2 separate regions of the Homo sapiens genome follow, and region 1 is linked to region 2. A link is a contact called in ENCODE Hi-C or POLR2A ChIA-PET data. All regions are on one chromosome and are shown on one strand. Each heading gives the region's core, a stretch centred on a gene start or an enhancer-like site at or near the end of the contact. The rest is flanking DNA. Distances are from core to core; before and after follow the strand shown. Region 1 holds the start of CAV3 (caveolin 3). Region 2 has its middle 13 kb from the start of SSUH2.

Region 1 (3,713 bases), core at 258-2,757, 75 kb after region 2:
CTCCAATCCACCCTCCACCTGGCCACCAGGGAGCTTCCTCACACACAAATCTGATACCGACCCTGTCCTGCTTTGAAGCCTTCAATGGCTTTCCAGCACCCCTAGACAAAATCCACATTCTTTAGTATGACATTTGGGATGCTGCACACCCAGGCCTGAGCTGAGCTGTATCTCCTGCCTCAACCCCAGACACCCTGTGCTCCAGCCACTCCACACTTTTCAACATTCCTGTCTATACCACTCCTCAATATCCACAATCCTGTAACTTGAAGTGTTCTAGGTGCTGAGCTCCTGCTTGTCATTCGATACCTATCTGCAAAGCCACCTCCCACAGGAAGTCTTCCCCGGTGTCCTCAGAGTAAGTTACTGACTCCTATGGACTTCTAAGACCAGCTCTTTGTAAAATATCTCTGATCTGTGGCACTTACCGCACAGTATTATAATCACTTATTGTTTTAATTAGTCTCCCCACCTTGACTGGGAGCACTTCAAGGCGGACAGAGCCTTGTTGGTCTGTTTATCCCCAGCTATTAGCAAATCCTGAATGAAGGAGTGAATAGACAGGTAAATGGAAGCACAGACCCTGACCCCTGAGGATTCAGAGTTGCCATCCTTCATGCTGCTGGAGCCCAGGGGAAGGCTGAGTTAGAAGAGGGCACAGAAAAACCGAGCAGGTATCTAAGAGAGGTGCACCCCACTGATGCATGTGGAGTGTCTGGGACCCAAGAAAATCCTGGAAGCTGTCACTAGGGCAGGGTGAAGGGTAGCACGAACATGGACTTCATGTTCCCCCCACCGGGCATATCCCAGTGCAGGCTCCAGACGGCAGACGAGGGGCAGCCCCACAGCAGCTTCCTCTCCCTGTTTCATCCCCAGCCTGGCCCCACACCACAGTCCATCAACTCCTGCTCCAGGTGGAAACCTCAGAAACCCACAAAGCTCGGACCTGCTCCAGGTCACCAAGCAGCAGGGCCAGGCACTGGCAATCCAACGAGAAGCCCCACTACATCGCATTCCAGCTCCTGAAGCCATTCCCTGGGTAGGAGAGCCCTGATTGTTATTATCATCTCTCCATTTTACAGATGGGGACAGAGTGGCCTAGAGAGGTGAAGTGTGCCAAAGGTCACACAGCCAGCCAGAGGCAGAGGAGGGACTAACCCCACTTCCCTCCACGGGCAGTGCACCCCAAAGGAGCCAAAATGCTGACAGCAGTGGGGCAAATTCCAGGGGCCCCGGAGCGACCGCCGAGTTGGCCACAGCCACACGATGCATAGGAAACGCTAGGCCCTCTGCACCCTCTCCTGAGGCCCAGTGCCCTGAGGCAGCCCCCTTTAAGGAGCGATCGGCCTTCCAGAAGAGCTCCAGTCTTAATTTTAGCTTGGAGGCCTGCCACAGGAGGCTTTAGAGAGAGGCAGGCTGAAGTTATGTGGGACAGCTGTCAGCCGGCATGCTGGGTGGGGCCTATTTAGCTGGCAGGGACATAAGTCTGGGGACACTGAATTGGTCTCTCTGCCCCAAGTATTTTCAGCCCCAGCCGGCCACACAGCTCGGATCTCCTCCTGTGGATCCCCCCAGCTCTGCGATGATGGCAGAAGAGCACACAGATCTCGAGGCCCAGATCGTCAAGGATATCCACTGCAAGGAGATTGACCTGGTGAACCGAGACCCCAAGAACATTAACGAGGACATAGTCAAGGTAGGCTCTGCAGGCCTGCCTCGGCGGGCGGAGAGTGTCAGGTTTGCGAGACGTGGGCGCTTGGCAGGGGAGGGTATCTGCTGCAGACACAGTTTCCCTGAAAAGAGACTTGTTGCTCTGTTGTCTCTGTATCACCCCCCCAACCCCACCCCACCCCCAAAAAAAGGCTTCTAAATCACCGAAGGATCTTTAGCAAAATCAAGAGCAAAAAATTAGCCTCATCTCCATGACCTAAGTGCTAATCAGGGCAGGAGGAGCGAGTCACAAAGAAAATCCCTCCTTACTACTGTGACGCTCCTGCCACTCACTCCTGGCTCTCACCCTGGGAGGAACAGGAACGGGCGGCCAAGTTGGGCTCCTTTCTGTGCCAAGGGGCATTTCTGCGGTCTCTCCAGTGGGTGCAGGGTTAATCCCCAGAGGGCAGCTTCCAGCAGGGCCGGCAGCCCCTCGAGGTACACTCACTCCCCCAGAGCACTGCCCAATATCTGTCCCCAAGGCCGAGGGCCATGCCCAGCCCTCCCCTAGCTACCCCCTCACCCCAGGTCTAGTGGCCAGGACAGGGCAGACGGCACCCGGGACCCTCGAAGAGAAAGCTCGGGGTTGTCTAGCCCTCAGGGAGTCTCTCAGCGTCTGAAGTTGGGCCTCTTCCCTCGCCTCCTGGTGACACTAGCGGCCCTGCTGCCTCCAGGCCCACACCTTCAATCCAACTTCCAGCCAGTACCCAGAGGGATCTTTCTTTTTTCTTTTTGAGACAGTCTCTCTCTGTCCCCAAGGCTGGAGTGCAGTCGCACACTCACGCCTCACTGCAGCCTCAACCTCCCAGGCTCAAGTGATTCTCCCTCCTCCACCTCCTGATTAGCTGGGACCACAGGCGAGTGCCACCATGCCCAGCTAATTTTTGTATTTTTAGTAGAGACTGGGTTTCATTATGTTGACCAAGCTGGTATCAAACTCTTGGGCTCAAGTGATCCTCCTGCCTCCCAAAGTGCTGGGATTACAGGTGCAAGACTCCACAACTGGCTCAGAGGTACCTTTCTAAAGCAGAATTCCTCCAAGAAGGGTCCCCAGCCACCAGCATCTGAGTCACTGGAGGGGCTGTTAAGAGGCCAGTGTCTGAGGCCTCTCAGATCCTACTGAAAGCATTGGAATCTCAGGCCAGTGCTGTCCAATAGGGATACTGTTACCACAAGGAATTTAAAATTTTCTAGCAGCCACATTTTAAAATGCGAAAGCAAACAGGTGAAATTAATGTTCCTGATATTTCTTACTTAACCCTATATATCTAAAATAGTATTATTTCAACATGTAAGCAATATAAAACAATTATCAATGAGCTATTGTACAGTCTTCAAGTTTGAAATCCAGTGTGCTTCCTATACCCACAGTATATTTCAGTTCAGACCCCACATTTTCATCCGAAATGCTTGTTCTGCATTTAGATTTCATAAAATGTACATGTGAAAATCGATTCGCATGCCTGTACTGTTTCAAACATTCTGCAAAAATTTTTCAATAATGAAATCGGGGTTTACATTTTAATTAAAGTTAAACAAAATCTAGAATTCTTCAGTTTCACTAGCCACATTTCAAGCGCTCAAAGCTCCTGGCCACTGGATCAGACAGGCCTGTATTGCGGTCTTTCAGTGGGGCACCTCCCATGCTGGAGAAGCCTAGCCTCTCCACGTGGCTGTCCAAACCCAACACAATCTGGCCCCAACCTGCTTCTTCTGCCTGGTTGGCTCCCACCTGCCAGCCCACCCACCAGAGTACATTCCTGTGCCATTGCCAGAAGTGCCTGTCCTCTCTTCTCCAGGTGGTGAATGCCTCACTCAGCCTTCAAGGCCCAACTCAAATGCAACCTCCTCCAGAAAGCCTTCCCTGACTCCTCCAGGCAATTAGTTGCTCCCACTTCTGTCCCCCTGCTTCACTCAGGGCATTCCTCCACCACAGCTCTTCTTATACTGGATATTATATTTCTATACATCGTTAGTGATGGAGATAGAGTATACAGTATAGC
Region 2 (4,035 bases), core at 1,109-3,608:
AAAGAGAAAGAGAGAGACCAGGTTTGTGCAAATCTCAAACAGAACACACAACTGAAAAGCCTTCATGTTTAGGTTTGAAATTGAGAAACTTAAACCTCTGGCAATATATACTCTCCCTCTTTTCCATGTTCTGCTAAAAGCAGCTAATTTTCCCATAAGCAAGTCTGGCAAGAAAAGGAACAAAGGTTTGGTCCAGGACACATTTTACTATTTATTCTTCTAACATACAGGAAATGAGGCCTCCTGGAACCTCGCTGCTGCCCGCCTCCTGGCCACCTCTGCCCTGTTTTGTGTTCCCAACCTGGCACAAAACCTGCTTATGGATTGAGCGTTCCAATTCTTGGACTCTCAGCCCCTCTTGACAGCACCAGGCAGTCACTGACTGTGACCCAGGGACGGAGCAACAGCCATTCCACAAACAGTCCTCATGCCCCACCATGTGCCCTAGGCTGGGGACACGACGGGGAGCGAGGAAGACACAACCCCTGCCCATGTGGAGCCAACATGATGGAAAGGACGAAAAGGCCACATCATCTCATTCGGTCCTCACTACAACCCTGTGAGTTGAGAATTGTTATTAGCCTCAGTTTATAAATGAGAAAACTGAGGCACAGGGAGGAAGTGACTTGACCAAGCTCCTACAGGTGGGAAGTGGTGGAGCCGGGATTTGAATGTGGGTTTTTCTGGCTCCCACGATGAGTCTGCCTCCTCTTCCATGGGATTTACCACTCTGCTTCATTTTTTGGTTTGTTTGTTTGTTTGTTTGTTTGTTTGTTTGAGACAGAGTCTCACTTACTCTGTCACCCAGGCTGGAGTGCAGTAGCACAGTCTCAGCTCACTTCAACCTCCACCTCCCAGGTTCAAGTGATTCTCTTGCCTCAGCCTCCTGAGTAGCTGGGACTACAGGCATGCACCATCACACCCGGCCAATTTTTGTATTTTTAGTAGAGAGAGGGTTTTGCCATGTTGGCCAAGCTGGTCTGGAACTCTTGACCTCAAGTCATCCTACTGCCTTGGCCTCCCAAAGTGCTGGGATTACAGGCCTGGACCACTGTGCCTGGCCCACCACCCTGTTTTATAATTACCTCCTTTCTTAGCTCTCTTTCCTGATTGACTCTAGACTTCAGGATAGCATCTCAGGCATCTTCACATAACTGACACTGCACTTGATGAGTATTTGTTGAATAGGTGAGTGGATGAATAATCAATCCAAAGGGTGGTACAAGTCATGGAAGGTTAGGAGGCAGAGGAGTAATACAAAGTGGCATGAAGAAGCCCAAGACTCAGCCCCTACCCTCAAGCAGCTTTCAACCCAGGTGGGACGGCATGACATGGACACGTGGAAGTTCTCTAGCACTGACAGGCCACCCTCCATGAGGTGTTCCATGCTCATAGACAGTGGGTACGACAGGAGGTCAGATGAGCCCACTCTTTTCTGGGAAGGGGGAGATCAGGAAAGGCTGCCTGGAGGAGGCGAGGCTGACACTGGGCACTGAAGGATGAAAAGAGTCAAGTACATGGAGAAGAGGAGGGAACAAAGGCTGACTACCGAAATTATGCTCTTTCTACCACATCCTACCAAGAGGTGAGTATAGAAGGAAGGGAAGGAGGGAGGGAGAAAGGAAGAAAAGCCTTCACTATGGTAACACATGGAGGATTCAGTTCTGTAGACTCCGACACCCTGGCCTCCCTCTTGCTCAGCAGAGAACCAGGCATGGCGCCACCCTCGCTCTCCAGTATGTGTGCATATCTGCTGGTATCAGCAGGCAGTGGGGCTGTCCCAGTCTCTTCCCAGCCTCCACGCCTGCATAGCCCTGCATGGGCAGGACCGTAGGCACCCTTCTCCCCACGACAACTCCAAGGCTGGCCCTCCCTGTTCTTCCCATGTGTGGGGAGACAGTGAGGGAGGTGAGAAGAGCATCCACTCTGCAGTGAATGGGCCTGGGGTCAAACTGCATCCTAGCTGGGTAACCCTGGGCAGGTCACTTAACCTCTCTGACCCTCAGCTTCTACATCAGAAAACTGGGGATGACCCTCATGGAGATATTTATTACAGGCTAAGAGATGACGACATGTGTAAGCAGTTAGCGGAGTGCCTGTGGCTAGCAGAATCTCAGTAAGTGGAAGGCATTGCTATGAGTAGAATTGCTGTTATTCATATCGAATTAGGTGGTAAAATTAAACCTTTATTGCTCCTTGCGTGACCACTTCAGAAACTCTCTCAGAGTTTCTGGCTAGAGGAGAAAGAGGGGGTACTCTGGGCCTTTCTGGAACACCTGGTATCCTTGCCAGGGCAGCTGGTCCCCAAGGGGCAGGACTGTTTGCTTTCCACTTGCTTGCCGCAGACCAGCCTCCATTGGCGACTGGCTTGGGCCGCCAGGCTGGGTGGGGCAGGTGCGTAAACTCTGTGATGCATTCTTGGGCTCCCCAAGGTAAAAATAGTTTTGCTTTGTTCGGCCGGGTGGTTTACACACTCGTTGGCCTGGCAACCTGCCCACTGGAAAGGCAAAGGCCAGACTATTTCTGGCTGCAAAAACAAGCCCCCGCCAGGCCCCAGCGTCAAGCCTCCAGATAGCAGTATTAATATTCTGCTATCTCATTCTTTCAGGCCACAAAAAAACAGAGAAGAAAAAAAGCCTTGTGCCTGCATGACTTCTCCTTCTATTACCCACAATCACAGCTGCCACAGCTACTGCAGACAATGCCCAGGACTCTCAAATGTCACATTCCCCCAAACAAAACAAAACAAAACATAATAAAGGCTATAGTAGTCATATTATTAACAATAACATCAACAAAGTACTTACCATACACAAAGCACTATGATAGGCATGTTGCTTCCATGTTATCCTTCCTTCACAGCAGCCCTAAGAGGTACTATTACAAGGCCCATTTTCTAGAAAAGGAAACTATGGTTCAGAGAGGTAAAGTCACCTGCCCAGAGTCACACAGTGAAAAATCAGCAAGGGTGAAATTCTAGCCCAGGTCTGCCTGACTCCGAAATCCATGCTGTTTCTTGGCGCCACTTCTCCTTACACCTTACTAAAGAAAACATGGATGTTTCATTGTCTTTCTTTGTGGTTGCTTTTTTTTTAAAAGTAACAAACCCCACTGGGGCATTTTCAGTGGTTTTCTGGTGTCATTTCTCCCACCTTAATTGCCTCCTCTCTTCTTTTCTCGACAAAATCTCCAAGCTTTACTTGTCTCCTGTCTTCCCTTTGGCCCATCAGATTCCCAGGCCTTTGTTCCCTCCGCCTCTCCATCCACATAACTTTTCCCATCCTTCAATGCCCCACTCCAGCCTCACCTCCTCCAGGCAGCCTTCCCTGATCTCCCCCTGCCCAGAGCAGAGTGAGCTCCCTTCTTTCTGACCTCTGGTCATGCACACTGTCTGTGAACATGGGACACCTCAGCAGAGGGGGCCTTTCAGAGTTAGAGAATTCCCAAGTCCATATCATGTCTTTCCAGCTGGGTTGGAAGAATCTGCTGGAGGCCGGGGGCTGCCCGTGCTTCTGTGTGTCTGCTCACATCAGTCCCCTGACCCAAACCCTCAATGGGCATGGGATCCAGTATTCATCCATCTACCATGCATCATCCGTCTGTCCATCCATCCATATATGTATTCATTCATTCAATGGGTATTTATTGTGTGCAGTGTAAGAGATATGGAGATTCATCAGATACCTGCAGTCAGAAGAGAGAGAGATAGAGAAGGAGGCAATTAGAACACAGTCAATAAATGCTATGGAAAGTGGCATGGGTTCATGGGAATCTTTCCAGGGAAGCAGACATCTGAGTTGGATCTTAAAGGGAGAATGGAGTTCATTAGGTGAAACTAGGAAACCATTCTTCAGACAGGCTCCTAACACATGTCCTCTAGGGTTTGACCTAACGTTCTTCCCATCTCATCCCCATCAGCCACTGTACCACTCGGGTCCCAACAGGGAAGCTAGTCTGCTCCAGTCAGATCCCAGGAGGCGTGTTAGTTTCCACAGGGACTACACAATTCCTAACAGGCAGGGTTGGGGACCACAC

What was found. A loop is a pair of places that touch in the nucleus more often than their neighbours do. ChIA-PET counts read pairs that join two places held with the same protein, here RNA polymerase II (POLR2A). Pooled maps may share reads with other maps.
Region 1: a map of gastrocnemius medialis shows a loop between it and region 2 (3-fold over the local background). The contact joins the promoter of CAV3 here to the enhancer-like site in region 2. A Hi-C loop is called at or near these places in 10 of 168 maps with a recorded cell type or tissue (PC-9, Right ventricle myocardium inferior, cardiac septum and 4 more) and 8 of 50 pooled maps. POLR2A ChIA-PET finds 5 or more read pairs at or near these places in 2 of 52 experiments (GM12878 and MCF 10A).

Annotation. Positions count from the first base shown.
Region 1 is chr3:8,732,295-8,736,007 of GRCh38, forward strand. CAV3 (caveolin 3) reads left to right here and starts at 1,508. Exons shown (of 2, transcript NM_033337.3): 1 at 1,508-1,696. The coding sequence starts at 1,583.
Region 2 is chr3:8,656,118-8,660,152 of GRCh38, forward strand. It overlaps a transcript of SSUH2 not described here. Among named protein-coding and RNA genes, the nearest start is that of SSUH2, 13 kb to the left of the region's middle. RefSeq lists enhancers at 2,086-2,275, 2,426-2,475, 2,506-2,555. Within about 2 kb of position 2,359, at least 19 of the 41 ENCODE cell types and tissues checked have a DNase peak (open chromatin) inside an H3K27ac peak, as active enhancers do; they include PC-9, gastrocnemius medialis, heart left ventricle and 2 more, where a contact is called at or near this core.